Linked DNA regions of Mus musculus: all the other regions are linked to region 4. A link is a loop called in an ENCODE intact Hi-C map of the cell type or tissue named here. Cell type or tissue: heart. All regions are shown on one strand. Each heading gives the region's core, and the rest is flanking DNA. Links, peaks and the distances in the headings are about the cores only.

Region 1 (6,733 bases), core at 1,364-5,363, 530 kb after region 4:
CTTACAGGGGAGAACAGACCGAAACTTTAGACAGACAGGAAAAGAGAAATTCAGGAGGTTACCACTGTAGAAACATTTAAGTATTTGGATTTAAATATTTGAAAACCTGTCTTCCAGAATAAACCCTAGATTTATTCTGCATAATTTTAAGATGCAAAGTGAAGATATTAGGAGTAGATAAAAACAATATTTTCAACAAAGAAATTCCCCCTAAAATTGAATGCTCTCCTTCGAATTTGGGGTTGAAGATTCATGAAGGGGTACAAATAAGAACTAGTCAGGATGCAAAGTTTCTTCTATATTGGAAGAATCAAAATTAATTTGTAGAGGGCAAGACTGGATTCTACCAGCAAAATGCCCTAGAGAGGCTATGAATAATTCACAATCTGCAGTAATGTTGGAAAATGAAATTTAGTTACCAAAGAGAAGCACAAAACTAATATTCCTGGTGTGACTATCTTCCCACACGGGGATCCATCACTGTTCCACCATAGTCAGAACAGCCCGTGTACAATTAGGTTTTAAAAGAGGCTGTTCTGTCACAAGTGGACTTGCTGGTTTTTGTTATTGTTGTTGTTGTTGTTTTATTGTTGTTGTTGTTGTTTGTTTTTGTTTTTTGTCACCAAAAGAAAGTCACATCCTTAGGGAACTCTATTTTAGTCCTGACATTTCTGGGTTTTTTATTTCTCTAACAGAGGGGGTCAAATGACTACAGAAATACAGCTCTTCCCAACTGGTGAAGGAAAGGACAGTGGCCAACACAAATATAGCCACAAGGCTGGACCAGTGGAGAAATAAGAATAAAACATCAGTCCCTCCTAAAGGTTCTTGGCAAATAAATGGTCAGGCCGACCATAGCCACAGGTGTAACACGACAGCCCACAGGAGAGCTTTCACCAGCAGATGATGGCTTCAGGCGCACACGTGTGCAGTTTCCCACACACCGTTAGCTTGCATTTTCTGAAACTTAAAGAACAAGAGGTTCATTCATACCCAAATGAAAAGGCAACACACATTTTCAGCGGCAGCCTGGTAGGGTTCACATTTTTACAGATATTTTCTTCTTTCTCTCACAAATACCACCAATGTTTTTCTCCTGAGCATCTCCTTCCTATCCATGAGGGGATGTTAACATGACTCCTCTTGTGAGGGTCTCCTGCACATCATCACAGTGGCCATGATTCAAGATGGTAATGTCAACCCAACTATACCACCAAAGAACATAAGACCCTTGCACTTCAATATGTATGTCTTCCCATACTATCCTCTTGCCAGTATTCTCTTTGCCCTCTCCCCCAACACATGCCCTTCACCCCCAAGACCTTCCTCATAAGTCACTGTAAGACACTGAATTATCATTTATTTCTGAACTTTTGTACCTTGCATCCTTTTTATGTGAAATTTATCACTCTTTGCAGCCACTGGTAGCCAGTTAATTAGCTCTCAGACTAGCCTACTGGTAGACCTTGTCAATGTTCCTAACTTCATGTCCCCCTGGTTGCTTTTAGACTGTTACTCATGCATAGCAGCAACTGCCTGTATCTCATTAAGTAAAAGCAAACTTGTGTCAAAGATAGTTTTTGGCTGAGTTACCAACAAGTCAACATCCAGGAATAATTCTCAAGCAGTGAGGTCCAGGCATTGCTAGATAATGTCCACAGCCAGCTTGCCTGCCCCTCACCTAGACAGTCTGAGCTCTGTAGTACACAGATTCTTAGCATCCAGAGGACTGAGTGCTATTTGCCACAGCAAAAACCTACTCATGAACACACCTGCTATATTCTCTCTGCTCTCTCCCCCTCTCCCTCTCTCTCCTTTCTACCCCCTCACAGTGCTTCCCGGAATCTGATCCTAAATAAACTTATTTTTTCTCAAAGTCTTCATGCGGGAAACTCAGATCAAAAGATTTCTTTCATTGCCGTGAGGTCATGAGTCCAATTGTGCTCCACAGCCCTATCAGCACCATTTGCTTGTCTAGATCTCTCTTTAAACAGAAAATGCCTTGAAGTCTGACCTGCCTTTGTTTTCCGGGCACCCATGACTATTGTACAACATTTATCACTTAATGAAATGGTAAATAAGGCTCACCTGTCCTCTTCAATTTTCATTACTATTGTTACCCAAATCTCTAGAAAGTGATATGTAAATTAATAAATGAATAGCACTGTTTTCCAAGTCTGGAAACCTATATTCTAATGCCATCTGTATTACTGCCAATATGTTCAATTATGTGCCAATATTAGAAGGTGGAAAGACAGGCAGGATAAAGTATTAGAGCAGTTTTTGATAACTTCATGCTATACCTAGTTTGAGAACTTTGGCTATAGCTTGCCTATTTCAGTTCCCTTCCATTTCTTATGCTCAATGTCATACAAGAAATGAAAAGTATATTTAAAACTGACAGAAGCTCCCCCAATGACCATTAAAATATAAAATAGCAAAAGACACTACAATAAGTTTGCTGGAAAACAGGCAGAGAGAACTAGAAAGGGTATCTAAAGAAGAAGGATGTAAAAGGAGGAGGAGGCAAAAAAGCAAAAGGTTAGAGTGGGGAGAAAAATAAAGAATCGCCAATAAAACAAATGCTCAAATACAAATTTAGGTAAATTTAAGAAGGACAATTTTTTAAAATATGGCACAATCCAAATATTCCTAAATATTTTAGAGATAAATAAGACACAATAAGGAGGAAGAGGAGGAGAAAGAGGAAGAAGAGTGGAGGAACATTGGCAGCAACTAAGTCAAACAAAAAAGGTTGACCGATAATGAGAACAATGTATATAGACAAAATTTGAGGAACATAGGAAGGGAAATAAAACATAAATTTTTATTTCAATAACAATGTAACATATATTAAGATGTAGCAAGTGGTGGGCAAAGGGTGCTCACAAGGCCAAACAAAGGTGGAAAGACAGACAGGATAAAGCATTAGAGCAGTTTTCTAGGTCCTAAAATTTTAGACTGCCAGTTATGATCACTGGGGTCATGGTAGATGTCAACTGAATGTGTGGGTCATAACATTCCTGTGGTTTGTGCTGTTGCTGAGTCTTGGACAAGTGTTTGAAGTCTGTCAGAGCTGTCTTTGTTTTAGAAATGTCCCTTTGCATACCAGAGGCCTCTGCTGGCCATACATAGCTCTGCAGGGTTCTCTCGCCCTCCTGAGATACCCCAGATCCAAATACTCTGGATTTGGTTAAGAAGCCAGAGGTTCTTTTCAACTGTGTTGTGACTGTGGAAAAACACCGCAGCTCCAAGATCTGTACAAGCAGAAGGCCTGTCTTTGTACTCTCAAGACTCCCTCAGTATTAATCACCTTGCTGTGAGATGTAGCTATGGGTATCAGGTACAACATGAGACTCTGGGTAGGAAGTGGCAGATAAGTGGTCCAACAGGTTGATCCATCCATTGTCCTCAGACATATGAAATGCCAGGGTTATTTATTTTGTTGTGATCTTCTCCTGGCAATGAAAAACAAGGCTCCCTTTCCTTATAGTGTACCTCGCTGCTTAGATGAAACCTCCTGTATCCATTCTGTCAGCATCTGACCCTGCTCTTCTCCACAGGTGCCTCCTTGGACCTTCCCTTACAGAGGAGCTCTTGCAGGCCAAACTGAGGCTCTATAGCCTGTGATTATTTCCTATCCTCAGCCTGCCTATGTAGGTCATTTCTTTCTTTCTTTCTTTTTTCTTTGTCAGTTTATTTTATCACAACATCAGAAAAATAAACTAAGGTGGAGCCACTGTTATTGTAACACAGTTGTCCAGTGTAAGGCTTAGAGCTCTTAGAAGAAATTGCTGGCATAGGAATACCACAAGAAACATGAAACGAGAGTGGAACATTTTATTGTGCTATGATGTAAGAGGTTAAGATAGGAAGAATGATAATGAAAGCAATGGTGGACAATCCAGAGGAGCCAAATCTATTGCAAGAACAAAATCTACAACTATTCAAGTAACAGAATTAAGTGGAATAGTATATAATCATGAGTCAAGATAGAAAATGAATACTTATAAATTTATATATATGTATATATATTTACATCTAAATAAAATAGATAATAAGTCTTTTGCAGGAGATTTATTTTTCTTATAAAGGAAATAATTTAATTGGGGCTTGTTTACAGTTTCAGAGGTTTAGTCCATTATCATCGTGGTGGGGAGCATGGAAGTGTGCAAGCAGATACGATGCTGTGAGAAGGAGCTGAGAGTTCTGCATCTGGATTCACTGACTGCAGGAAGAAAGAGACTCTGAGCTTGAAACGGGTTTTTGAAAGCCCAAAGCCCACCCCCAGTGACACACTTCCTATAACAAGGCCATAGTAGGTCATTTCCGAGAAACAGATTATCATTCAAGATGGTACCTGGAGAGACAGAGATAAGGTTCAGTGATTAAGAGCGGGTGGTGGTGGCGCACACCTTTAATCCCAGCACTTGGGAGGCAGAGGCAGGTAGATTTCTGAGTTCGAAGCCAGCCTGGTCTACAGAGTGAGTTCTAGGACAGCCAGGGCTACACAGAGAAACCTGTCTCAAAAAAACAAAAAACAAAAAACAAACAAACAAACAAACAAACAAACAAAGCACTTGTTACTATTAGAGGACCCAAGTTAGGTTTCCAGTACCCAGGTCAAGCAGCTCTTAATCATCCATAACTCCAGCTCAGGGGAATCTAATGCCCTCTCCTGGGCTTCTATGGGCAACTTTGCACACAAGGCACACATATACAAACATGAAAACTCAAACACACATACACACACCCATACACTCATGTACACTCACAAAAATAAAATGAAATAAAAGTAGAAATAAATCTTTAAAAAATAAAGTGGCACCTAGCCACTGCTCTCTATGTGCATAGGGTGATACAACAGGATTCCCTCTACTGCTGAGTCACGGTCTACCAGAGGGATCTCTGTCTCAGCAAAACCCACAGCTGGATTTGAGGCTGGTAAGGTCTGTGACTGTCTTGAGGCACAACTGCCTGCTTCTTAGCTGGCTCATCTTTCTGATGAGAGAAAGAGAAGCACTTTCTCCTTTCCCTCCCCTCACAGAGGAGCAGTGTGGCTAGTGCTGTGTTGGGCTTATTTCTCTCTCACACACACACACCCACGCATTCCCGTGAGTAGTTCCCAGGTATCTTGTTACTGGTTTTGTGGATGTCCAAAGCACTTCCTGCCTTTGGAATAATAGCTGGTTTTCTCTTTTTCTTTTTTTCTTATCTTCTTCTGATCCTCTCCTTTACCAAGTTACACAGAGGTAGTGTCTAAGTTGTCATTCCACCCGAAAGTCTCTCGATTATGCGATGCGTTGCTTAGTTCTGACTGGGATATTCTACTATATTCTGTACCATATATCTACTATAAATACTTTTTCTCAGTCTGCCTTATCTATTTACTTTCTTTCTTTTGGGAGGTTTAAAAATAGCATTGTATTTTTATCAAGACTCCAAGATTTCTTTTAATTATAGGGATTAAATTTAAAACAGACGAGGGTGTGGGGAACGGCGGCCTCAGGCAGTAAAGCACTTGCTTAGCGAGCATAAGGCCCTGATTTTGAATCCCCGGTGCCCAGTAAAAAGTCTGGTATGGAGTGGATGCCCATAATCCACACTGCAGAAGCGCAGATGCAGAAATGGATGATGCATGGGGCTTGCTGGCCAGCCAGCCTAGTCAAACAAGTAAGTTTCATGTTCACTGAGAGGCCCTATCTCAAAGATGATAAGTGGGGGAAGCTGGACAGATGGCTCAGTGGTTAAGAGCCCTGTGTTCTTGCAGTGGACCAGAGTTTGGTTACCATCACCTTTAAATGTGTTTTTTAAATTTGGTCAGTGTGTATGTGTATATGTGTGTGTGTGTGTGTGTGTGTGTGTGTGTGTGTGTGTGTGTGTGTGTGTGTGTATGTGCATGCGCGCATGCCACAGTGCCAGTGTGGCATGTGGTCAGAGGACAACTCTTGGAAGTTGGTTCTATCACCACCTTAAGGCATCCAGGTATTGAACTCAGGTCATCAGGTTTGGAAGGAAGTGTCCCTTCTGCTAATTCATTCCATCGGGTCCCACCTTAGTCTTTCAACTGCCACAATACATTTATTATATGGGAAAGAAGCTGGATAATCTCCACAAATAGTAAATATATGTACTCAATTTATCAACAGTAGCCTTTGATAATCTGCCATTTTCAGTTTCAATGAAATCCAATTTATTAGGATAAGTTCTTTTTGCACCCTGTCCAAGAAGTCTTGCCTATGCCGCCAAGATATCCTCTTGTGCTCTCCTGGAGGTTTATGATGTGTGGTTTATGTTCAATCCCAGGAGCCATCAAAGCCATTGTTTGTGTATGCAGTAAGAAACAGTTTGTTTTCTTTTTCACCAGTGTGGGTCTCCAGTCTTCCCAGCAACATTTGTTGGAAGGGCTGTTCCCTGTAATGTAGTGACTGGAAGCTCTGATCAGAATCCTGCCACCATACTCGTGTGCAGCCACTTTCGGACATTCTATTCTGTTGATTTTTGTTAATAAGCCATGATTTCCTTAAAAATTACACTGCACAGGCTAATGTGATGTAATAGGTAAGGCCAAACCCTAAGGCACGTGTGTGCCTGTTTTCTAGAGATAGCCACTTCTTTAACCTTTCAAAAACTTGAGAAGAGAAGTCACATCCTGTGCAGGATAGCCCTTAATTTAAGCTTGTACTGTTTTTAACATTGGTTTTATTTTTACCATTTTGTATATGTGTGCAAT
Region 2 (6,733 bases), core at 1,228-5,227, 760 kb after region 4:
TAACCAAAGGCACGCCAGGAAGGGAGTCAATTTTGCAAGGGGTGGAAAGCTCAAGAACAAATTTTAAAACTCGGAGCAGCTGTGCCTACTCCCACAGCTGGGAAAGTTTCGAGTTTCATGGTTTTAAAAGCTACCTAATCATGCCTCTATGCAATCTTTGTTCTGATGTTTTTCCTCCTCAGCAGTGTGGTGCACAGGGGCCAACTTCTCTTAACCTCAGAACAACAAAGGCTGATCATGGAGATGCTATATTTCATTTCAGGGAATTTTTTAATTTAATAAAGTATTACCACCTTACACTTATTTAAAGTACCTGTGCCTTGTATTTAATTATTTTTATTTCGGTCTATTTTTAGTAAACGTAACTACTTCAAAGATGTATAAAAATGTTTTTTTTGTTTTGTTTTTTTTTATTACATATTTTCCTCAATTATATTTTCAATGCTATCCCAAAAGTTCCCCCCACCCTCCCCCCCCCCACTCCCCTACCCACCTATTCCCATTTTTTGGCCCTGGCGTTCCCCTGTACTGGGGCATATAAAGTTTGCCTGTTTAATGGGCCTCTCTTTCCAGTGATGGCCGACTAGGCCATCTTTTGATACATATGCAGCTAGAGTCAAGAGCTCTGGGGTACTGGTTAGTTCATAATGTTGTTGCACCTACAGGGTTGCAGATCTCTTTAGCTCCTTGGATACTTTCTCTAGCTCCTCCATTGGGGGCCCTGTGATCCATCCAATAGTTGACTGTGAGTATCCACTTCTGTGTTTGCTAGGCCCCGGCCTAGTCTCACAAGAGACAGCTATATCACGGTCCTTGCAACAAACGCTTGCTAGTGTATGCAATGGTGTCATCGTTTGGAGGTTAATTATGGGATGGATCCCTGGATATGGTAGTCTCTAGATGGTCCATCCTTTTGTCTCAGCTCCAAACTTTGTCTCTGTAACTCCTTCCATGGGTGATTGTTTCCAATTCTAAGAAGGGGCAAAGTGCCCACACTTTGGTCTTCGTTCTTCTTCAGTTTCAAATGTTTTAAAGAATAGCTATTCATTACAATAGCTTTTTGTGTTTTGGGATTTGGGGATATGTTGTTTTGTTTTTTCAGTTTTGTTGTTGTTTTGGCTCTTGGTTATTTTTAGACAGGGTCTCATGTAGCCCAGGCTAGCTTCAGATCAATATGTTGCTAAGGGTGGCCTTGAATTTCTGGTCTTCCTCTTCTTGAGAGCTGGGATTATAGGCATGCAACCCTAACACCATGTTTATGTGGTGCGTGGAAACAAAAGCAGGGATTCCCATGTGTTAGATAAACACTCTAGCAAACAAGCCATATCCCCAGCAGCTCATTATAGATATTCTATGTGTCAGCGTGGTATACTACATATATACGCACTCACAAACCTATGAGCTAGAAGACCCCTGTTTTTCAGATAAGAAAATGGAGGTGCCGGGAAGAGAAGGTTACTCTGCCAGGATCACATAGTTGGAAGCATTAGAAGAATGGGAGCCGAGCTCCACCTCCTGAGCCTTGCCTCTCTCTGTCAGAATAACTACTTTCTCCAGCCAACTGGGAAAGGAGAATCCATAATTCGGCTTTCTTGGGCTTTTCAACCTTACAATAACCAAACCTATATTTTTAAAAAGTCCCCCATACCAGAAACATCATTAGCCCCAGGAAACTTGTTAAACACTGTGGATCCCACCCCAACCGTAAAGTATAAGGAGCTCTGGGGTGGGCTCTGCCCTGGAGCTCAGCAAGCCCTCCAGATCACCCTGGTGAAAGGCAAGCTTCACTGAAGTCAGTCATGAGTGTGGGTTCTTAAAGTTTGGGGATGGGTCAGCTGCAACCCACTTCTTTTTGTTTGTTTGTTTGTTTTTTGTTTTTTGTTTTGTTTTGTTTTGTTTCTTTCAAGACAGGGTTTCTCTGTATAGCCCTGGCTGTCCTGGAACTCACTTTGTGGACCAGGCTGGCTTCAAACTCAGAAATCTGCCTGCCTCTGCCTCCCGAGTGCTGGGATTAAAGGTGTGTGCTACCACCCCACTGCTGCAACCCGCTTCTTAACATCAGTTTCATGCGTCTTTTCTTTTCAGTTAGAAACTTGCATGTCACTTTATTGTAACCCTAGAGAGATTTGAACTAACAAGTGTTATCGGTGAATGCTTGGCAGGTATGTAACCCTAGGAATAGAAATGAGGTCATCTATACAGGAAAAAAAAAAAAAATCCTCAAACACAAATCTTGGAAGGTTGCCTGTGGAGTTTGAAAGTGATGTGATGAGCTTTAAAAGAACAGAAAAGGTTATCTAACTTGGTTTCCCCTAATCAGTTCCATTAGCCTATGCCCTGCCTGTGTAAGATTATGCACGGAGCTGTTAAAAGTTCCCAGAGGGTTCAGCTGCCGAGCATCTGAACTGGACGTCACCTTTTCTCTTCCTCCTCTGCTCCTTCTTTCTTAACCGGAAATAAGACAGGAAAGGCAGCTTTAGCGTGCAGCATGCTAGCAGCCACCCTGCCTTTCCACAAGTGTTCACAAGATGGCACCAGGCCAGCCTCAGGCGCACCGCGCACCTGAGCCCGTGACTCAGAGGCTGGGACAGGCCTTCCATTTTCAAGGAAGTCGATTCGACATTGTTTGCCTGTGCCTGAGCTTCGTCCAGTAATGGCCAGGATAAAGAGTGGAAAACCAAAATTCGTGAATATCCTCCTATCTTTAGAACATTGGACTGAGAAACAGAAGGGAAACTTCCTCGCTGGGGCCAGGTCAGTGACCTTGGCCTTCTTAGACCAAGGACAAATGGTGGGGGCCTGCAGAAAGAGGGAGATGCTCTAGGGTAGTGCTTCTCGGCCTTCCTAATGTGTGACCCTTATCACAGTTCCTCATGTTCTGGTGACTCCCCCACCCCCAACTATAAAATTATTTTTGTTGCTTACTCCATAATTGTAATTTTGATACTGTTATGAATTATAATCAAGTAATTCTGGAGATGACGGTTACCAAAGGGTTTGCAACCCGCAAACTAAGAACCACTGCTCTAAGGGGAAACAGGCTGTATTCTGGTCACATAGACAGCAATGGACTTTCAGCTCAGGAACTTAGAAGTTCGGGGGAAGCAGTATGAGGGTGGGCAGTGACACTTGCTGAGTGACTTTGAGCTATCTGCACTGCTCCGAGTCTTGGTTTACTGAGCAGGGATGCAAGGAAGAACACCACAGACAGTGAAGAGAAGTGACTGTCCCCAAGACATCGTTAAGCTCTTCCTCTCTGAAGTGACCATAAGAATTTTCACAGGTACCCTCTCACATCCACAGGAGTTCACCAACAGGGTAAAATTCACTATTAACATGTTTTATAAGCATACCCCAGGGAATATACCCTGACATGGCCTGAAATATGCTTTCAGCTTCTAATACTACAACACAGGAAGATCAGGACCAAACCCTGGTTTGGATCAAACCACAGACCTTCCCCTTAAAGCCCTAGGAGAATGCCAGACTCTCTTCCTCTCCAAGCTGCACATACATCGCACACCCAGAAGATAGATTCACGCAGTAATGCGCTAATCCCTAGATGGTCAGTGGAACAGCACACCATTTACCCACAGAGAAGAACACTACAGCCCAGGACTGGGGTTTTAAGTGGAAATTTTCTTCCCAGAGACATTATTTTTCCCAAAAGAAGAGCGCCCTCTACTGGTGAGTTGACACTCTGCTGGGAAAGGGTTGCATTCTGGGTTGTGTCAACAAGCTCTCATTAAGGGCTGTTTTTTAGTACCACACCACCAGGGTAGAAACAGATAACAATTCAATTCCATAGATGTTGATAATACAAAGCACAAACTCCATTAGACACCAGCACGCTCTACTTTACTATCGGGAAGGACCGGAGTCCCTTTACTAAAGGAAGGGACCAAGAGAGGATTCAAGAAACCCCCTCCATCCTGTGGACCACGTTAGAGAAATGTTTCCCAGGGACGGTTTCATCCAGCATTTGAGACTTAAAAACATCACACCGTTTAGGAGAGATTTCAAACAGCCTAATGAAATATTCATCAAGAGAAAAAGAACGTCTGAATTATTGACATCCAAACAGTGGAATATTATGCAACTTTTTTAAAAATGAAAAAGATTTCTTTATTATTATGAAATAATCTTTGTATCTTTAGTTTTAAAAAGTTTATATAAAGGAAACTATGTATTTCATATGTATTTCATACATAGATTATAATACGTATCTATGAGCTATCATTCTTATAAAAGTATGTTTACTTGTATTTGCTCCTACCTACATAATGTAAAATATTTCCAAATATCTACACATGGGACTGATGGCACAGTATGTTACAATCATGCTGAATGCCTTGTATATTAGCATATGCATATATTAGCTCACATATATCTAGCCTTCCCAAAGCCACCCAGTAATGCAGCAACTATTTCTTGTCATCCACAGTCCAAAGATGAGGAGACTAAGGGACGAAAAAGTTAGATTATTCATCCAGTCTCTACCAATAGGACCCTGTTTCAGGAGGCCATTCCAAGGTGTGTGCAACACAAGGAAGCTGGAGCAGAGAGAATTTAAAATCCCACCTTGTTAAGTTTGGGAAAACCCTATCTAGTGGTTTTAAACATACATTCCCTTTGATTAGACCAACACACCCTTTGCATGTGCGTGCATGTGCGCACACACACACACACACACACACACACACACTGTGAGGGGGAGGTGTGCTTCAGTGCCAGAGTATCAGTCCCGGTGCACACTCAAACTAAGTATCACTGTATCTCTCTCAGACCTATTCTCAGTACTTTCCAGATTAAAATACTGTGCCCTGTATTTCTAACCCGTGAAACCTGCTTGGGCCTCCTAACTTCTTTCATATCTCCCAATTTAATTTTTCACTTAGGGTCACTGGCAATAAAGACTTTTCTCTTCCATGGTACCTTAAGAAGAAAAGAATTTCTTTTTTCTGCCCTACCTATTTTTCCAGTTTGTCTGTTTGCAGAGTGAGTGAATAATTTCATGAAATTAGATTTTTGACAAAGGATATAACCTTTCATCTACCCAGAGCCACACAGTCTCTTAGGATGAGTTAAGTGTGCATCTCTCACCTGCCCTTGAAGAAACAGAGCCACTGTGAGACCAACATTTTCTTCTGCCAGTGAACCATTTAGTGTGCCTGGAGCAGTTGCCTGCAAATATCCTCAGAGAAGAATGAGAAATGGCATTTTATACATAGTCTTTTAATTCCTTCCTGGATGTGCTCCCGCAAGGCTTAGAAGGGCCCTGTTCCTGTCACCATTGCCCCAAATCTTCCCATTGCTATAATGTTTCAAATACTGGACGTGCGGGACATTTTCCATCTATGCAGTGCATTGCTTTATTATACCATGCCTATAAATGGGTGTCAAAGCACAGGCTCCCCTCTGAAGTCATTCCATATGTAAAAATTAATTGTGGGGCCAGTGAGATGGCCCAACAAGCCTGACCCAAGAACACACATTTAAGAAGCCAAGATACTATCGTGTGTACCTATAACCCCAGCACTCCTATGGTGAGATGGGAGGCAGAGACAGAACTGCCCGAGATCTCAGAGACCTGGAGTACCAAGTATGGCCAAAACAACAGGATTCAAGTGCGCACAGATGGGGGATACTGACTGACAGAAGCTGCCGTTGTTCACAGGGCAATGTGAAATCACTGAGATGCAGGAAAGTCACGTCTCTTTTTTTTTTTTAGATTTTATTTTTACTTTATGTATTTGAGTGTTTGCCTGAACATATGTCTGTGTACCATATGTGTACCCAGTGCCCATGGAGGCCAACAGAGAGCTTTGGATCACCTGACACTAGAGTTACAGACAGCTGTGAGCCAGACAGAAGGTTTGGCTGCTAAGAGCACAAAACCCAGGTGTGGTGATGCACATTGGAAATCTCAGCACTCAGGAGGTAGAAGTAGGAGGGTCAGAAGTTCAAAGCCATCCTCAGCTACATCGTAAGTTCAAGGCTTCTGTGAACTATAAAACCCTGTCTCAAAAAGATGTATTTTCAGGAGCTATTGAATAGCAAACACACACACACAAAAAGTGTCTCCTGGGTATATTTTGTCTTTATAGAAAAGAAAAGGGTAATGTCAATTTTTTTTCCCTCTCCTCAAGATGGGGTAAAAACCACGGAGAACATTCTTCCTTTTCTTGAAAATTAAAAATCCTCTCTGATGATTCTTAGAGCCATAAGTTCAACCCTGGGGGGCTTTTATTGGACTTTATCTGTGAAAATAGGAACAATACTGGTTGTCTCAAAACACTCTTATAAATAGTTAAAATTATTCCAATAAAAAGTGGCTGTTAGGGTGCCAGGCATGGTGGTGATCCACTTAGGAGATAGAGACAGAAGGGTCCAGAGTTCAAAGCCAGACTGAGCTACAAACACAAGACCCTGCCTCAGAAAACTTAAGAGTTGGGCATGTAGTTCAGTTGTGTAGTGCCTGTCTAGCACACTCAAGACCCTGGGTTCTGTCCTCAGCACTGAAAAACTAAAATAAACAATAAAAAAAAATGGCTTGTAGAAAGGCTGAGATGGGAAGATCGGGAAGGAGATGAGGAGGAAGGAAGAGGAGAAGAAATAGCGACTGATAAAGGAGAAACAACTGTTTTAACTTATACAGAGGAATGATCACATGGCCTCTATGCAGTTCTCATAACAAAGACTTTAGAGAAATCAGTACCCTGTGAACTGATAA
Region 3 (6,733 bases), core at 1,596-5,595, 460 kb after region 4:
GGCAGTAGATGCTTCAGCGGTCGGTATTGTGAGTATGGATCTTAAAGCAGTCACCCATCTATTCAGCAGTCATCTGCTGAACATCTGCTGTGTGCTGAGAGCTCTGCTGCACGCTGGATGGCGCATGAATATGAAAGAGACGTAGTTTTCTCACTAGAAACTTATAGTTTAATAAGACAAACATACCCCTGCAAACTCCAGGAATGTGATCTCACGAAGCCGAAGCTGTGACACCAGGATGGCTCAGATTCGGGCTTTTAGAGTTAAGTCAAACTAAGTATTACTGATGGAGTCAAAAGAAGAGTATGGTAAAGCACTTTCTGTTGAAGGGATCTAAGAACCTGTTGTTACACACACGGCACTCTGAGCTTCATCCTTAGGGCAGATTTAGATTTCCTCACTGTATGTCAGAATCCAGCAAAGCCAGAATATCTCAATGAACAGAGAATCTAAGGTTGTCTTCTCAAATGTCACCAATCGATCTCACTCATCACCATGTGTCAGAAGAGTGAGGAGAAGGACACAAAGACAGCAGGGATGAGGAGGAACAAGGAGCAAAGAGCCTTGACAACAGAAAAGGCACAGGGGCAAGGGAGAAAAGATTTGCTTGGCAAGTACCGATTAGACCTGTTTGGCTAACACAGGAGAGGTTAACTAGAGGGATGGAAGTGTGTGTGAAGCCAGCTAGTGGACTCTTAAGAGGAGGAGGCTAACAAGCTCAATCTGAACTCTCCAGGTGATGAACTGTCACTTTGGACATACCCGTTGAGTCCCAGTGACAGAACTAGGGGTGAGAGAGCAAGAGATGAAGACTGCTGTGGGAATGGGAAATGGACTGGCATGTGGGACACTGGGAATGCGGAAAGGAAAGGTCAGGAGTTCTGCTATAGAGACTGAAACTGCAAGCCTCCTCGGGGCCTTCTGGTGGACGTAAAAATCCACATCAAGGGACACCTGGAAGTGTGAGGCTTTGAGTGTGCCACTGAGATGACCTCACTGTTGCTCAGTATTGATTAATTAAAGAGATGGGCTTTGTTTGCCATACATTAAAAATATTTTATCCATTGATACCTGTGCACACACACACACTTTCCTTGCTTGGTGGTTTTATGTTTGTTTGTTTGTTTGTTTGTTTGTTTGTTTAGTCAGGGTCTTATTATGTACCCTCAGTTGATTAGGGACTTGGTCTCTTAGCTCAGGATGACCTCAGACACACTCAACTCCTCCTGTCTCTGCCTCTCAAGTGCAAGGCTTATCAGCACGAGCCACTACATCCGGTAAAATTCTTTAATTTCATTATCTCTTCTGTGTGTTTTCAAAATAGAGAAGACTCATAATAAGCAGCGACACCAGACATCACAGACATTTCAGACTTTAAAAAAATAAATAAATAAAACAAGCAGCATGATCCTTGCTGATGTGTAAATATAATGCGCCAGGCTGCTGACTGTAAAGGAAAAACTGTCCAAACAAACTATCCAACATGGCTTCCCTAGGTGTCTACGGATGCCCCTGCTCTCCTTCCTTTTTACATTAGAGATTTTTTAGGAAATGGCATTATTGAATCTAGGAACGCCTATCTATGAAGGGTTCCAGATTAATAAACCATCCCAGCTGCACCTAGCAGCCTTCTGATACTTGGTCTCTAAAGACACCTTCATTATCTGGACAGATACTAAAGAATGTGGGCCAGGGGCTCAGGGTATAGCTCAGCAGCAGGCCACACGCTTAAGGGTCCTGGGCCCTGGATTCAATACCAATCATAATATGAGGACAAAGAGTTAACAGTCCCCTCCCTAGCTCCTAATAGACAATGTTGCCCACCGTCTTTCTCAAGTGGTCTTTCCTGATAAACTCGAAGCAGCTGGGCTCCCACTCATGATGAGTGCTTCCCTCTTCCTTTCTCTCCCTTTCAATATAAGAGGCAGCCAGCACTTACTGAGCACCAGCTGTACTGCAAGCTCTGGGGCCAGTGATACAAATGCAAAGCCTTTGTTTTAGGCTAACACAAAGAACCCATTGTCCTTAAACACAGAGACCTTCTCCACCCCAATCTGGTGGGTTCAGAGATGTAAGGGAGGGAAGTGGTGCCCAATGGTCAGCTTCTTAGCTCTGGAATCCTAGCTAGTGACTCAAACCCACAAGCTCTGCTCTAAAATGGAGATGACCAACTGCCTCAGACGTTTCTGGTAAGGATTAAAGGAGATGTTCCATGAAAATATTTTAGAGTGACTGTCCACTAGAAAAATCTCGATAAAAAGCTATTACCATGGATAGTATTTGAATAACGAGGGAAATCTGAAATTGACCTCCGGTGGATGTGAGGATAACTATCCTTTTAGCAAGAAAAAATAAAAATACTTGCTGGAACTTCACAGAAAAGTCTAAAAAGCAATATCCACTGCAGCTTACGTGTTCCCAAGAGCAGTTCTTCAACATGGCCAACACGTCATGTTTCTGTTTCATTTTCCTCATTTTCTTACACCAGAACGTTTTCATCTGTGCCCAATGTTTATTTCCTGCTTAAAGGTACAGCGTTCCCTTGACCAAGCCCGGGTCAACTGCCAACACTGTCACAACCCAGAATTGTAAGCTCTGATCCTGAGCTGCATCAAACAGTGAACCAAACCACTCCCTTTTCATTCAATGGTTCTCAACGTTTTCACAAGGGTCACCTAAGACCACATGGATAACAGTAGCAAAGGTACAGTAATGGAGCAGCAATGAAAGTGGCGTTATGGTCACGGCATCTGTGGAACGTGAAGAACAGTATTAAAGCATCGAGGCATTAGGAAGGTTGAGAACGGCTGACGCAGAGGGAGCAGCTGGTATTAAGCCCAGGTGAAGATTAGCACAGAAATCATGAAAGAAAACAAACAAACAAACAAACGGAAATGGGCTCCTCCTGTAAACACTCCGAGCAATTAAAAATTAAATGAAGGAAAAGAAGAGCAGGAGAGATGTGCAGGCGGCATGAGAGCGAGCACGGCGCGCCCCACTGCGCGTCTCAGAGACTTTCATCGATTAGATGAATTATGGCCGTCCTCAAGGTTTCTATTGAAAGACAACCAAGAGGTGGACTCCGGGTGCCTGTTGCCAGGCAGGCTGCACCCTAGGAGGTCAGAATGCATAATTAATCAAGGGAGGCAGCAGGAGACTGCCTATCTGGGAGCCCTGGCCCTGGTGCACAGACTTCCACCAGCAGAGTAAGGTTGCCCTAATGAGCTTTTCAAGGTGATCCTGCCTTTTCTCCGTGTTCCTCACCTCTAGTCCCTTTGGGGCATTTCCAACCTAGTTACTCCAACATTCCAGGAAAGGCACAATCTCCTTCAAACGCCACGCCCTCTTCCCAAACGGTCTCTGCAGACACAAACTGAACATTAGGGATGACATCACCACCTTACTGCAGGTTATAGACCCAGACACTGAATTCCCATGTGGGCCAAGGTGATGGGCCAGCCTTGAGCAGTGTGCTGTCTGGATTGAGAGTGGGCAAAGACTCTTGCTGAAAACATACTTCTGATCTAGGAATTCTATTTTATTTTCTTCTTTTGCCTTTAAAAAATGCAGATAGGCACATGAGACCTAGAATTTATCCGTGCTACACAATTTATGCTAGCTCATTACCTCCTGCTAGACTCCAAGGCTTTGTAACGGAAATTGGCTCTGATCTCCGAGATGGGCATTACATCATAGTCTTCTTTTAGCACATTATGTCATCCCTGCTGAGACGCATTATCTATGGTTGGCTCAGCAGTAGCGATTTTTGTGGGCCGACTGCAGTGTTCCCAAAGAACTGCTGGGAACCACAGATTGAAATCTGAAACATTTATCTTCTAAAAAGCTGAAAAGGGGAAAAGATGTTCATGTTGGACCCCATTTCTTTTCCTTAACCCTCTCCTTTCTTGGCTACTTGTAGATCGCTCTGCTGTGAGCACCGGAGAACAATGTGCAGAGGCTGTGCAGGAGCTAACATTTGGAAATAACTGAAATTAAGGGGGACTGACACCCTGTTTTTCATCTGGGACCAATACTCTGCACTTACCATGATCACATCTCAAGGGATGCTACAAAATGCTCAGAAGAACCACCTGTACTTGCACCCAGCAAATAGAGAACATCATTCTGCCAAAATCTTAGGCTGCTTCAGAAAAGAACACACAAATTGAAGCTACACATGCACACATACACCTGCTTATCTTCCTGACCATGCTGTGGCCACACAGACAAATTCTAGATTTGTATTAGAAAAAAAATGTTTGCCAGGAACTGCACCGATATTATCTCTTGTCACTTCAACCATGAAATTAGAAGCCCATTTTGTACCTTTCCATCCTAGGCAGGATAAGAAGAAACCACTGCACAGAGGGAATAGAAAGACACTTTTAGGATCGAGCAAAGATACTCCCAAGCCCCAGAGAATCCCTATACCTTTCTTGTCACAAAGGCATAATTATGGAATTGTGGTGGGGGAGGGTCTCTAAATACCAGAAGGAAATAGAATACATTCAACCATGACAGAATTACAATTCCTCTCTTATACACCAACTAATGAGATTCACTGGGCAGGGAATACGTGAGGGAGGAGGCTCTCAAAGAGGCTATGAAAGTCCTCTTCTCCACCCACCTGTGCACTTTTCAGACTTTTTAATAATGAATATTTATGCTCTCAATTACTCTCTGTGATACTTAAATGGCAGTGCCATCAAAGCAAACAAACCCAGGATTAATGGGAACGAAAGTAAAGCTAACATTTGTCCTGGTCCAAAAGCCTTGTTTCTTTCTATCTTCAGTAGTACTTTGTCACACTCCACCCTAGGCTACACACACACACACACACACACACGCCACCCTTGGATTACAAAGCAAGAAGTTACATTTCATTCATTTGCTTGGTCCACAATGAGGCCATGTGCACAGTCCAAGCATCCCCACAGGTGTTGGGACTCTGGGATATGAAAACTACCTGGCAGGATTTCAGCAATCAACTGTTCGCATCTTTAGCATCTCTTCTCCCATATTTCATGTCTGTTGCCATTCGTCTTTATCAACTCTGATGGGAAAAGTGGGGATTGATGGAGCGACCCACAGAGCCCTCTGAAGGGGCTTTCAGATCGACAGTAGACTATAAAATGTCATTAAACAGCTAAAAGCCATTTTCAAAAATCCTTTCCTCTTCCCTTCGCCTTTCTTCCTTTGTCCCTTCATCCCCACTTCTTCACTCAAGCTCTTAGAATTTTATGTTCTGACGGCCAAAACTCTTTAAATCGTAATAACTATGTATGCCACTCGGGATAGTGAAAGGAAACTACGTATACTCTGAATAGTTTCAAGTTTTTACTGCAGCCAAAGTAATTGCTATAGCATTTAAAAACCTACTGAAAAGAGCAAGGAGCCTTCACACATTAAGCTGATTTTCATGGAAGTTGTAAAATATTAGATGACTATAATTTCTATCAACAGCAGAATTAGCTGGCCTGACCATTCTCTTTTTGACAAAGTTAGTAGATTCATAAACCCTGGGAAATGCACCTCTGCCCCGGATTTTGGCTGACAGACATGCTGAAGAGGATATTAGGTATCATGTTTGCCTCTTCTGATGACCTGTATATCCCTGTAGGCTGTACCCAGTCCTGCTGAAAAGTCTTCAGGATAACTGAAAATCTTTAATGCACTCTCAAACAAAGCCAATGTGGAATAGAGCCAATGTGCCCCCCACCCCCCAGATCCAGAGCAAGGCAATTAGCCTTACCAACCACAGGAGCAGCAGCACCTGCCACCCTGCTACAGGGACGAGGAAGACAAGACCAACATCCTCATGTCATCTCTGAGAACAGATGTATAATGTGGGAATGAGATGCATGGTGTAAAACTAGCTCTCTTGCTCACTGTCTGCAGATTAAGGTGGATGTCCAGGGTGGTCCAAACAGGCTGAGACCAGATACTAATACTACTGACTTCTGACATTACAGCAAAACCAATGCTTAGGATGAAATGGATATTCTGATGGGAATTCTGGCAGTGTCTTCTGCTTTTTATTTATTTAGTGTGTGTGTGTGTGTTGTTGTTGTTGTTTTGTTTTTGTTTTACTTTGTTTTTGCCCAACTGCTTTGATGCTTAAGATGCTGGCAGAAATAAAACAAACCCAATATGTACCTTTCAATCCAACCTGGGAAGAGGATGCAAAGAGACCGGAGATACCCAGAATCACCTACTGTGTAGAAAGTAAACACTTGCTGTGTCACTGAAAACCTTAATCCTACTGTCCACCAGCAAGGCCAACTGTCCTCCCTACACTTCTCTCTGGGAGTGTCTGGGAGCATGTGGCATTGCCTAGACTGCAGAGGCTACCCTACTTCTCAGAGAAAGCCCTCAACGGTGAGCTTCTTCCTCAACGGTAACCACACACTTCCATAGACAGAGGCACGGTGGGACAATACAGATCACCAAAACTCTGTGATCCAAACACATACAGGTGGTGGAAAAATCAGCTTTCTGTATTTGGAGAAAATCACACTGGGATGTAGATGCTACATCTGATGGGACCCTTCTTATTGTCTGGAAAGTTTGTGTTCTTTTCATCCTAATCCTAGCCCACGCTGTGCACCCTGCCTCTCTCTAAGAATCTCTTTCGCTCCGCAAAATCCTGTTCTTATTTCACTTTTCTCTGCCCTGAAAAGCGGCCCTGCTTATCTTTTAACAAAAGACTATATCTTCATTAGTTCCAAACAGC
Region 4 (4,000 bases), core at 1-4,000:
TTGGGGGACAAATCTCCACGAGGTGTTTGTAGTGGAAGGAGAGTTGAACCTCTCTCCCTCGGTGGTTAGGATTTAACAAGCTGTGTGTCTTGGTGGGTGGAGTGGCCTAGGTGTCAACGCCACTCCCTCTGTCACCTTGCCAGTGTGCCCTTGCACAGTGTACAGAAAGTACAACCGTACACAGTGTTCCCAGTGCCATCCACTCTATCTGTGTCCCAACCAGTCCCGGTGTGCTTTCTCTGCAGGTTGTTAACATGGCCCATTCCCTGTGTGTGTTCTTCAGCCCCTGTTCCCTTATCTTAAACTGCCCTGTGGTTGTTGGTTGTTTGCTTTTTTACTGTAAATTTAATTGGTTCAGCTACATTTCTAAGAAGCAAAGACAAAGGCTATTCCTCATTTTGATTCATTCCAATTAGTGTCTGGAATTAGCAGCCTCCTAATTCTCCATATATACACATACACTGATAAGCTGTTCAGATTGCAGTGAAATCTCAGAAGCCAACTGATTTCCTGCACCCAGCAGCCCTCTGAGGTAAAGATTCCTTGATTTATGGAAGGAGACACAGATGGGGACAGGTGATGGGGACAGTATGCTTTCAGAGCTCTATTGTCAGCTTGCCCTCCATCCCCTCTGGTTGAGAAGTCTTCATTATATCTGAAGCTGAACAGCAGGTTTTCTGGAATTCCTTAGGCTCCTCAGACGGGGCGGGGGCAGGGAGGGGCACGGGGAGGGGGGAGCTAAGCTGATCCCACAGGGCAACCACAGTAGAGATCACTGTGAACACAGGGTACCTCTGAATACTACCCGTGTTTCGGATTTCATGGATATATTCAGAAATATTAATGTAGCATAATTGGAGGCTAATATTGCACCCGCAAGCCAGGCGGAGGAAAGAAGTGACCCCCCCACCCCCCACCTTCCCACCCCCGCTGCCCTCCTACACATGTCAAGGTTGATTTTTAACTGTTGGTGCTTTGCAAAACATCGCAGAATCCATGCATCTTGCTTGAAACACCCCGGGCTGCATTCTCAGCTGTAGATGTAAGCAAACACGAAGACGAGGGAAATAACTTTCAGAGTTTCACTTTTCTCTCATTTGTTTTTCCTCCCATTGGGTTTAAAATATGGCCTGACATGAGAGAGTTGTCTCTAAGGTAAGATCTGAGACGTTGAAAAAGATGCAGGCCCCAAGAGGGGTAGAGGAACAGGGGAGAGCTGATTCCATCTCATGAAAACTAGAAAAGTTTTACTCGAGTTCCCCGAGTGCCACGTGATCGCTGCCCTGGGCACGTGCTAGGCCATGTTTTTACTTTTGTTTTCAGGGTACAGCTTTCTCTGACTCTGAAGGGACAGACATCACAGGATGGGGGGTGGGGTGGGAGGGGGAGTTCCTCTGTCTGCTAGACAGTGGGCGTGGGTGTGCCTTTGCAGAAAGCCTGTAGCCTGTGTCTGGATTATTATTATTATATATTTTTGGTATGTAAACCTGGGTTTGTTTATTAACTGGAAAGGGAAAGGGTGTTTTTTCTTAATGTGGGTTCATTGAGCTCGCATGGATATGGAGTCATGAATTAGCCCCGTGCTGGAGGGCCCTACTTTCTAAGATGTCTTACATTGGAATTGTGAAGAAACATATTCTTTTTACCCTGGGTAACTTTGGATAATTCATTTTTCCCTCCTGCTGCCTGTTTTCCCTGGCTTTTGTTCATTGACAGTGGTGCACATGAGTCTCTGAGAAGCAAGCTTTCCAGGTCTCGGGTGATGCCCCAAGAGGTCTTGTTCAGAGCAGAAAGCATGTCACAGAACTTGGAAACACATGTTAATAATCATGAGAGTTTCTTGGCTAGCTGAAATCTACTGGCAAGTCGAACCCTGGCCTGCCTTTGCCTCTGAAGTGAGTTGTACAAAACCCTGAGAAAAGGGGTTCTCACTGGCCTGAAGCATCCAGAAGGTGAAGTGAGCCTTCCGTTATGCATGTGCAATGGGTCTTAGCAGCCCCAAATAGATAGGATGCCAAGAAAGCACAAGTTTCTTTTTAAAGGGGCTTATTAGCCAAGTGGAAATAAATTCCTAGGTAATTGTGACACCTGTGACTTTGGTTTAGTAGTGAATTACGTATATTTATAAGCTATTTATAATTATGTGTTATTAATTTGTGGGGCTATTTGGATACGGAGGAGGTGAAACTGGAAGTTGATGGTTGTCTCTTAAGCAGGCATGATTTACTCCGTTCTGCCAGCAGAGGGCGCCCTCCTTAAACTAATAAAGAGCAGAAAGCTTCTGCTCACACTTGGAGTTAATGTCCTTAATAGAGCCTCCGTGGTAGGGGATTGTACATATAGTGAGGAGTTTGTTTGAAACAACCTGTCCATGGCTATTCGGGACCTTTTCTGGTATATACTGTTTAACGGTAGATACTTTTGTTCTGAGACAAAATAGACTGTCAGATTTACAGTTTAATCGTCGCACAGACAGGTATTTGTAAGAAGCCAATGTCTGATGTTTCTTCCAGAGAAACTCTTTTGAGATCAGGGCAATGCATGAAAATAAGAAGGACCTTTGTTTTTCTTAAGCTAAAAGAAGAAAACAAGAAAGCCAGAGTTTTGTTATAGGTGTGAGGGTTTGTTTTTGCTTTTTGGTTTTTAGTTTTTCTTCAGAGTGGCCTAAAAGAAAGTAAATTCAGCTTGTTAGTTTCGACTTTCCATGACCAAGGAAAGCCAAGACTAGGGGCAGTGGGCTGAGAATGGAATTTAGGACCAAAAGTTTTTGGGGGCTTTGTGATTTTTTTTCCGTTAATGGTTCAAAAGAAGTGGGGGCTTCTGGGCAGATGCCATGGGGACGTTTCCTAGGAAAAGACTTGATTTCTGTCCACCCAGCAACCCTAAACCCAGTTAGCTGCAACTTTCTCAAATTACAGACTAGAATCCCAGAGAAGGGAAAGCGCGTCCTTCTCTGTCCCTTTGTCACACCCAGCCAGCACTTAACCCAGTGCAGACACACCAGTTAACCCAGTGCAGACACACCTCTTAGATACTCCAGATTAGAAAGTCCTAGGGCTATTTGAAGGTGAGCTGAAGTTGACTCCTTAAAGATCTGGGCTTGCTTGAAGGATGCCCTCCCGGGGCTGCTAGCCTGCGTGTGATGCGCTATGTGAAGGGCTTTCCTGTTAACACCTGCGGGGCTGACTGTGCCAGTGCGTGGGAGGAGGAGGACACGAGAGAGAGGCACCCTGTCCTGAGCTGTTCCGAGAGGTTCAGGCCTTCACAAACGCGGCTTTGATTCTATTTTTTGATGAACTAGGTGGATTACTTCCTGTGCTGCTTCACTGCGGCCCACTTGAGTCCCCGGAGCGGGGGCTGCCAGCGCGTTACAGGCACCATGGCCACCAGGGAGGACTATTTTCAGCACCCCCTTACAATGCCCTTCTCATTTCCCGGACGAAAATGAGCAAGTTAGTCTTGCCTCGGCCACTTGTCAGCCTGATGACAACTTTGACTTTGACTTGGGTGCCCCTCCCCCTCCCAAAATCCCTAGCTCAGCAAATATTTGAACCTGCCCGAGTTAATCATGAAGCCTCGATCTTTATCTGAGCGAGACGTGCGAGCGCCCGCCGGGGCTCCTTTCTTCCCCGGTGCAGTAGCTCGACCCAGGGGGCTCTTCTCGCGGAGCCGGGGACTTGCTGCCGGGGCGGGGCGTGGGGCGGAGGGACCCGCTGCAGCCTAGCCCCGGGGAGCCGGCAGCCGGGCTGAGAGTCGCGCGCCCCCGCCTTGCGCGCTCTCCTCCAGCTAGGTTCTTTACTGCCGGTACCGGGCGGGCGGGAGAACCTCAGGGGCTGGGACCACTTGGTAGAAGAACAGCTTCTTTGAATTTTTTTTTTTTTTTTTCTCTGTGGGATACTGGCAGTTCAAAGCGAAACCGTTGAAATGCATAACCTGCAAAGTAAGTCTTTTTTTTTTTTCTTTCATTTATGCACTTCTCTGCACCGGGCTCTTTATCTGC
Region 5 (6,733 bases), core at 1,555-5,554, 190 kb after region 4:
TCACAATTTGATCCTGTAACTGCAAGGAACCTTTATTGCCAGTGGAAATATTCGGGAGAATATGTGAGGTTCAAAGTGTCAATTTCAATTGACAATATCTCACCCTCTCTAGTTCTTTACAGAGAAATTGTGCTATTTTTCTACAAAGGGAAAAAAAAGTGCCTTCTCTCTACTAAAGTCACTTTTACAACTCTGGGAATTCTGGCATTATTAGTATGGTCAAGAACACCCACAAAACTGTGTATCCTAAGCCTATCTTTCAGACAATCCATTAACAACATACAGTACAGAATTAATTTTTCATGGAGGGACCATACAAAATTGGCAGAGTGAAATTTCTTACGATGGGCATTGTGGGTTTGAGCCTTGTTAGGCAGCATGGATAATTGTGATCAAGAGCAAGAGAAGCTAACAAATCATTGAGGAGGGTTCAGAGGCTGGGTGAAGACTTTAGTCCACTCACGAAGCCATTTTGTTTGTGGATCAAATGCTGGCTTCGTAATATCATCAAAATAACCCATCTACACTCATTGTTCTGGGTGGAGGAGGCTCTGTACACTGTAGATGATCAGCAGCATCCCTGACTTCCACCTTGACCCAGCCGTGACAATCAGAGATGTCCCCAGACACTGTCAAATGTCCCTGAGGAGGCAGAATCAGTTCCTTGCAGGAAATGAGGAATGCTGCTTTGGCAGAGTCTGAAAAGAGCTAGTGAAAGTTGAGGGAGACCTTGGGGGATACTCTTAAAGTTTTGAAGATTGGAACTGGGATGTGCATCTCACAATGTGCATCCTCTCTCGCAGGCATGTGAGGGTGGGCTTGGGTTGGGTGAGGATCATAATGATGGGATCTTGTAGGGTTGCTGGAGACAGTGAGGTAGAGATTTTGAGATGAGGGGGCTAAGAAAATGCTCAAATTGGTAGAAAAATTTCCCATGATGCCTTCAGTTGAGAAATCGATGGATCTTTCTGGAAGTGTCTAGAATGACCACAAAACAACCCTTACTTTACTGAGTAAGGGTTTTCTGGACAAGAAAGTTGTTCTAATGAAAATGCTCAAAGAATGAAGTCACGTGCTTATGAGGATAGTAACATTTTAGATTGCAGAGGCTTTTTAAGGTTCCTTGATTTTATTCCTTTGGGCATATTATTGCTACATTTGGAGAATTCAGTATGAGTAAAAAAAGAATGAGTTAGGAAGCCCCTATTCCAGAGGTTCAGCCAGGCTTTACCATACTGGGAACTTGATGAATGATTTGTGCAAGCATGCAGTTTTCCCCAAACTCCAGGTTCTCCAGCAACATATTGAAGTTGATAGTGTCTTCCTTTTCAGACCTGCTGCAGTGGGATGAAGCAATGCATCTCTTAAAATCCTCACAGCACATGTTACCTAAGTATGAATAGGTCATTCAAAACTAAAAGAGCCTGGAACAGCAGTAGGGTACCTGTACTTGGGCCATCAAACCTTTGGAACATGCTACCTGCCTTCTCATTCCTATCAACAGCAAGAAAATGTTGGATTTTTCTGGACACAGATGCTGGAATGTTTTCTCTGCACCCAGGAAATATTAAGGAGGGAGAGAAGCCGTTATCTCACAGATTCGTTCTCTCATGTTCCTGAGCATGTAGGTTTATCTCTGAAATGTGTGGGGTGATGTGGGCTGGATACTAGCAATACCACTGCCACATGGGTAAAAGAATCATAAAATTACTGTCAGAGTAACTTGGAGAGGATTGAGAACTGAAGACCATGCACTGGAAAGCCCATTCAGTCTATTTTCAGACTCTTAAGAACAATGCCTTCTCTTAGTAGCATGACCTTGAATCTGTTTCACAGTGGGATTCTGCTTTCTCTCTTCTAAATCTCAAAACAGACCATCTTCTCTTACTGCATACATTTTTTTAATCCCTACCCTACGGGATAGATGCTATGATAAGAAGTCTGATGCTCAAAGTCTAAATAATTTGCTGAATTAGACCCAATTTATTCATAAATGGAAGCAAGAGTTAAAATTTAACTTGTCTCCTGGGTTCCAAAGTTTGTGATTCCCCAACTACAGTGTGCTGTCCTGAACTCATTTATTCCTCAAAACAACAACAAACAGAGAAATGAAAAGCTAAAACATCAGACATATAAAACCATGGTTCATATAGACGGGGTCCACGAGCAGCAGTTTCGATATATGGGCAAGACATACATAATCATATGTGGTGTTTTAAATGAGAAATGTCCCCAGAATCTCATATATTTGACTATTTAGTTTCTGCTCAGTGGTGCTGCTTGAGGACGTTATGAAGCCCACCTGGAGGAAATATGTCATTGGGGGTGGGCTTACAGACGTCATTCATAGCTTGGACCCACTTCCAGCTATCTCTCTCGCTGGTTCATGTTTGCTGTTGAAGGTGTGATCTCTCAGTTCCCACTCCTGCCACCTGCTGCCATGCTTCCCCTGCCATTACAGACTCGCCCTTTGATGCATGAGCCAAAATAAACTCTTTCTCCCATAAGCCATTGTTGGTCATGGTGCTTTATCACAGCAACAGAAATGAACTCATGCATCTAAGGTGTTTCTCTAACCTGACCGTAAGGTGACACATCATCAGGCAGCCTTTCTGGAAACCACACTGCCAGTCCAGTTTGCCTAATCCTAACAAAATAAATGAACCCGCTCCACCGCATGGTTCACAATGGACTGCTTTTGATGGGATCGGGAGAAAGAGAAACACGGTGTATCCTTCCTACTAATGCAGTTTCAGAGCTGTGCAAATGTATTTGGTAATGTTTAGATAACAAGGGTTATTGGGAAAATGGTAAAGGCTCAGCAAATTTTGCTGCAAGATACTGCAGATGGGAGGGACTCGGTGATGAAATGCCTCTTACAGAAGTGTTTCAAACAGTGGGCTCTCTGGGATCATGTACGTATGGTGCCAGTGCTGTGGTCTTCAGGGCCTGTGATTCATAAATGGTCAACTAGATGCAAATGGGTTTGTGGCCTCTGGGTTTTGTATTTCTCTTTCTTTTCTTTTTAAAAACCACAAAGCAGGCTGACTTTTTCTTAGCTCTGTACGGTACTTGCTTTGTGACTGAGCAAGCCTCCTCCTAACCCCCACCCCCAATCTCCCTGGGCCTCAGTTTCTACCTCCTGAGGAGGAAGAGTTGGTTATGTGATCCTTCAGGTCACTTCCTTCCCTTGATTTAAACAGATTCACAAAGGTTAACAACTGACTAGTGCCCTCTACAGGGGACTCTTTCAGCAGTGTGGGAACCCAGGGAAAATGCTAGCAAATATATATTTGCTATATATAGATGTATGTACAGTGTCTATAGATGTATTTGTGTTCTAACCATATACAATATATAATTAATTAATGAAACATAGTTGTGAATTAATTAAGTCTTAGATTTCGTCCAGACTTCATTGTTCACATAAGGAACACAGGGACCACCTTGGATGCAAGCTTCACTTAGTCCTGTGAGAAAAAGTTTTCCAGGATGTGAATATAAATATGCAGTTCAGTAGTTGTCTGATAATGACCTTTGCCTGGCTTTTTCAGTTGTCATCAAAATACCCTTCCCTCTCCTTCTCAGACAACTGGAACGCAGCATTTTCTAAGTTTTCTGTATACTTGCTACTCTTAAGAGTTGATGGACTGTGGATTTTTCCATTAGAGAGGGAAATGGCCATTTCAGTGTTGCCTGTAATAGCGTGAGCCCCTCACTGTGAGGGTGGCTTCTCTGCAAGCGATCAGGAGGCCCTTTCACGACATTGCCAGGAGAAAATGTAGGCGTGTTCAGTAATTGATTGATTCCCCTTCGCTTCAAGCAGTGCTGAAATGTTTAATCCTTCATGCTGAGACCCGCCCAGAAGTTAGGACATACTATTCATTCCTAAGGTGTAGGACATAGAAAAAAAAAAATGTCCTGGAAGGCTTTCAGAATAAATTTGGGTCTGTGTAAGCCTTCTTTAACATTTGCAAAACTAATCGCTATTTTAAGTTTTATTACTACAAAAGTCATGTGTGCTTTGTGGAAAGTTATAAATTCAGATAAAGAAAGTTTTAAAAGTGCTAGCCCCACATTCCTACCCCTTACAGGTTACCACTCTTAACACCTGTATACACTACATGTTTCTATCAAAATGAGATAGTGTTGTACATGCTGCTTGTAAACTGCTTTTTTTAGTTTATGAATCTTTCCTTGCCAATAAATTTTTATCTCCTCTAAAACCCAGTCTATGTTCAAATTTGCCCTGCTTGTCTGCAAAATGTCTTTTTACAGTTGGTTTGTTCAAACTAAATTCAAGTGCAGGGCCCTGCATGGCTTTTAGATATCCTGTCCAGTAAAGCACATGAATTTAACAATTTTTCATAAACTTAAAAAAACAGGGAAGGTTGAAGTTTGCTCTCTCTCTCTCTCTCTCTCTCTCTCTCTGTGTGTGTGTTCAGATTTTATTCTTTACATAAAGCAGATTTGAAAAAAAAACTGCCTAACTTTCTGCTTTATCTTCACCTACAATCACTACGCCTTATTGGTATAACAGATGGTCAGATTTTAAATGTACAGCCTTTAGTCTAAAATGAAATTTGTAAACCTGCTTGAAATCTTGGAAAACATCTCTTCTTCTCTTAACCACTGAGCCATCTTCTCTCTCTGTAGCCCACATTTGTTTTTCTTTAAGTTTATTCAGACCTAAACATAGCAAAGTCAGTCAAAATTTGTATCAGACATATAGCAAGAGAGTGTGGTCAAGCAAACAGGCCTGGTCTGCCCTCATGGTGCTTCAGGTCTGGCAGGGAAGGTAACCCACAAGTTAATTGTTAACACAAAGTACCAAATTAAATGATGACACAGGCTGGTATTGAGGGGGCAGAGGATAGAAGTTATCTAGGCACAGGGAGAGACTTGGGGAGGCAGGTCTGGTCTGGTGCAAAGGAGGGCTTCTCTAAAGGAATGTCTATTGGAAAAGGAAGGCAAAGCCTACTTTTGGCATCAGAAATAAGAATTTGCTAACATATTGGAGTTAGTTGTGAGTCATTTCTCTTATGACCAGAATAGAGAAACCATGGGCAAAATGGAATGTGATGAGCCAGGAATGAGGTCCAGGTCGGCGCATCCAGGGCCCTGGGCCATGGCAATACTGTATTGATTGTATGGGCAAGAAGGAGCAGTGAATGACTGTAAGCAGTAGCAAGCATGATCTGATTGATGCTTTTGCTAAGGACATGCTCGCTTCTGGATAAAGACCACACTGAGGAGACAGCCATGAAGACAAGATTGCTGACAAGACAGCAATGAACCTGATGGAATGCCACCTTAGCGGATCAGTTGAGATTGAATGTCTTGGCCTTGATTGGTGGACAGAGTAGACTAAAGCGGATCAACTTAGAGATCCATTTAGCTTTCTAGGAAGTGGAACCAGAAAGATGTAGGGACTGATGTGATTGAGAAGGGGGAGGGAAGGAGGAAATACATGCAATGATGTAACTATTTAGACTGTGTTATGGAGCTGTGCAAGTAATTACACTCCAGGTTCAAGCTAGCTAAGGACCTAGTGAAAATGTCTTGTCTCATGTACCCAAATGTCCTTGAGTAGATCCGATGTGTCAACACAGCTCACCCCAGGAATTCAGATCATGTCTTTAACAATACCTTTCTTTCCTATTCTTGTGTTGGCTTCACCCTTTCCTTGAAGCTCCTCTCTCATGCTAACAAAATAGCTACTGGTAGCTCTGGGTTTGCACCCTTTCTGGACACTCACTCCTTTAGCAGAAGGGGACTTGTCAATATTCTCAGGAAATGTTCTAGAATGGAACCTCATTAGCTGGTCTCAAGCAATATGTTTGTGCCTGGAGCTCAAGAGTAGAACCAATTCTATATCAAGTACACACAGAGTAGAGAAGCAAATTTAGCACTATAATTGTGAATAGATGATAGACAGGTAAGAATGACAGCATTTACTATATGTGACTCCCATCCTTTTTATAGGCAGAACTGCATGAAAGGGAAGGTCATTCCCTTGAGGAAGAAAAGAGTGGTGAGGGAAAGATTGCAGGTTCAGGTTTACACATGCTCTTTGTGGGATCTGTCTGATTTTACTTGGGGATGCTGAGTGAGCTGAGAAGTTTGTGAATCCAAGGCTAAGTAGAAGTTCTTGACTGTAGAATTTTCTTGGCTGTAACTTTCAAGGTTTGAAAGTTACCAGTGTGCATGGCATGGGTGAGATCATCTGATGAGTATGTCAGATGGGAAGAGGACATGTAATAGCTGGGCTGGGAAAGAGAAGAGAGCTGCAGGAGATTATAAAGGAAGGGCAGGCCAGCAGGTGAGGAAGAAACTTAGTCAGTATCCTGCCAGTGAAGTGGAGACTTCTTGCTGAAGGTGAACATGCAACAGCTAACAGCATGACAGGCCTCTGAGAGATCCAGTCATTTGAGGAAGTATGGCTGAAAGCTGCATCTTGGTGACTGCTGGTGGCACTGGTCAGAAGAAGGAAATGTGCTAGATTTAGCAAGGAAGACCAAGGGGGATGGCTGGCAAGGACAGAGGCATTGGAATGATGACAAAGGCTAGAAATTTGCTTTGAGGGGGCTCCAAGGAAGAATTTTAATTTAACTAGGTTGTCTTTGACACATACATGTGAAGTTATAAAGAAAGGTAGAGTTATCAAAGTTAAAAGATAGAGGCAGATAGGATTCAAAGACCAGAAGGATGGAGAAATCTTAGAATGAAGAAG

What was found. Peaks named below come from ENCODE experiments on the same cell type or tissue, not always from the same donor. Only the 100,000 strongest peaks of a DNase experiment are listed, where the experiment ranks them.
Region 1: it touches region 4 in a loop (8-fold over the local background); 6 of 42 quality-filtered maps call a loop at or near these places.
Region 2: a loop joins it to region 4, with 8 times the contacts of the local background. A loop is called at or near these places in 16 of 42 quality-filtered maps.
Region 3: a loop joins it to region 4, with 2.4 times the contacts of the local background. A loop is called at or near these places in 7 of 42 quality-filtered maps.
Region 5: it touches region 4 in a loop (6-fold over the local background); 30 of 42 quality-filtered maps call a loop at or near these places.

Annotation. Positions count from the first base shown.
Region 1 is chr13:101,158,313-101,165,045 of GRCm38, reverse strand. No RefSeq gene overlaps it. Among named protein-coding and RNA genes, the nearest start is that of 5930438M14Rik, 70 kb to the left of the region's middle. In heart, for the core only: a CTCF peak has its summit at 3,128 (motif pointing left); no DNase peak of the experiment used is centred there.
Region 2 is chr13:100,936,785-100,943,517 of GRCm38, reverse strand. No RefSeq gene overlaps it. Among named protein-coding and RNA genes, the nearest start is that of Gm41042, 57 kb to the left of the region's middle. In heart, for the core only: a CTCF peak has its summit at 3,686 (motif pointing left); no DNase peak of the experiment used is centred there.
Region 3 is chr13:101,230,600-101,237,332 of GRCm38, reverse strand. The region is part of intron 2 of Gm36427 (a long non-coding RNA gene); the gene reads left to right. It overlaps 5930438M14Rik (RIKEN cDNA 5930438M14 gene), which reads right to left and starts at 5,206. Exons shown (of 4, transcript NR_046158.1): 1 at 4,967-5,206. In heart, for the core only: no CTCF peak of the experiment used is centred there; a DNase peak (open chromatin) is centred at 3,712; H3K27ac peaks cover 1,198 bases.
Region 4 is chr13:101,694,316-101,698,315 of GRCm38, reverse strand. All of the region lies in intron 7 of Pik3r1 (phosphoinositide-3-kinase regulatory subunit 1), which reads left to right. Among named protein-coding and RNA genes, the nearest start is that of Pik3r1, 72 kb to the left of the region's middle. In heart, for the core only: a CTCF peak has its summit at 2,237 (motif pointing right); DNase peaks (open chromatin) are centred at 165, 1,285, 2,225, 3,465 and 1 weaker place; H3K4me3 peaks cover 1,107 bases; H3K27ac peaks cover 1,247 bases.
Region 5 is chr13:101,506,609-101,513,341 of GRCm38, reverse strand. No RefSeq gene overlaps it. Among named protein-coding and RNA genes, the nearest start is that of Gm36475, 30 kb to the left of the region's middle. In heart, for the core only: a CTCF peak has its summit at 3,243 (motif pointing left); no DNase peak of the experiment used is centred there.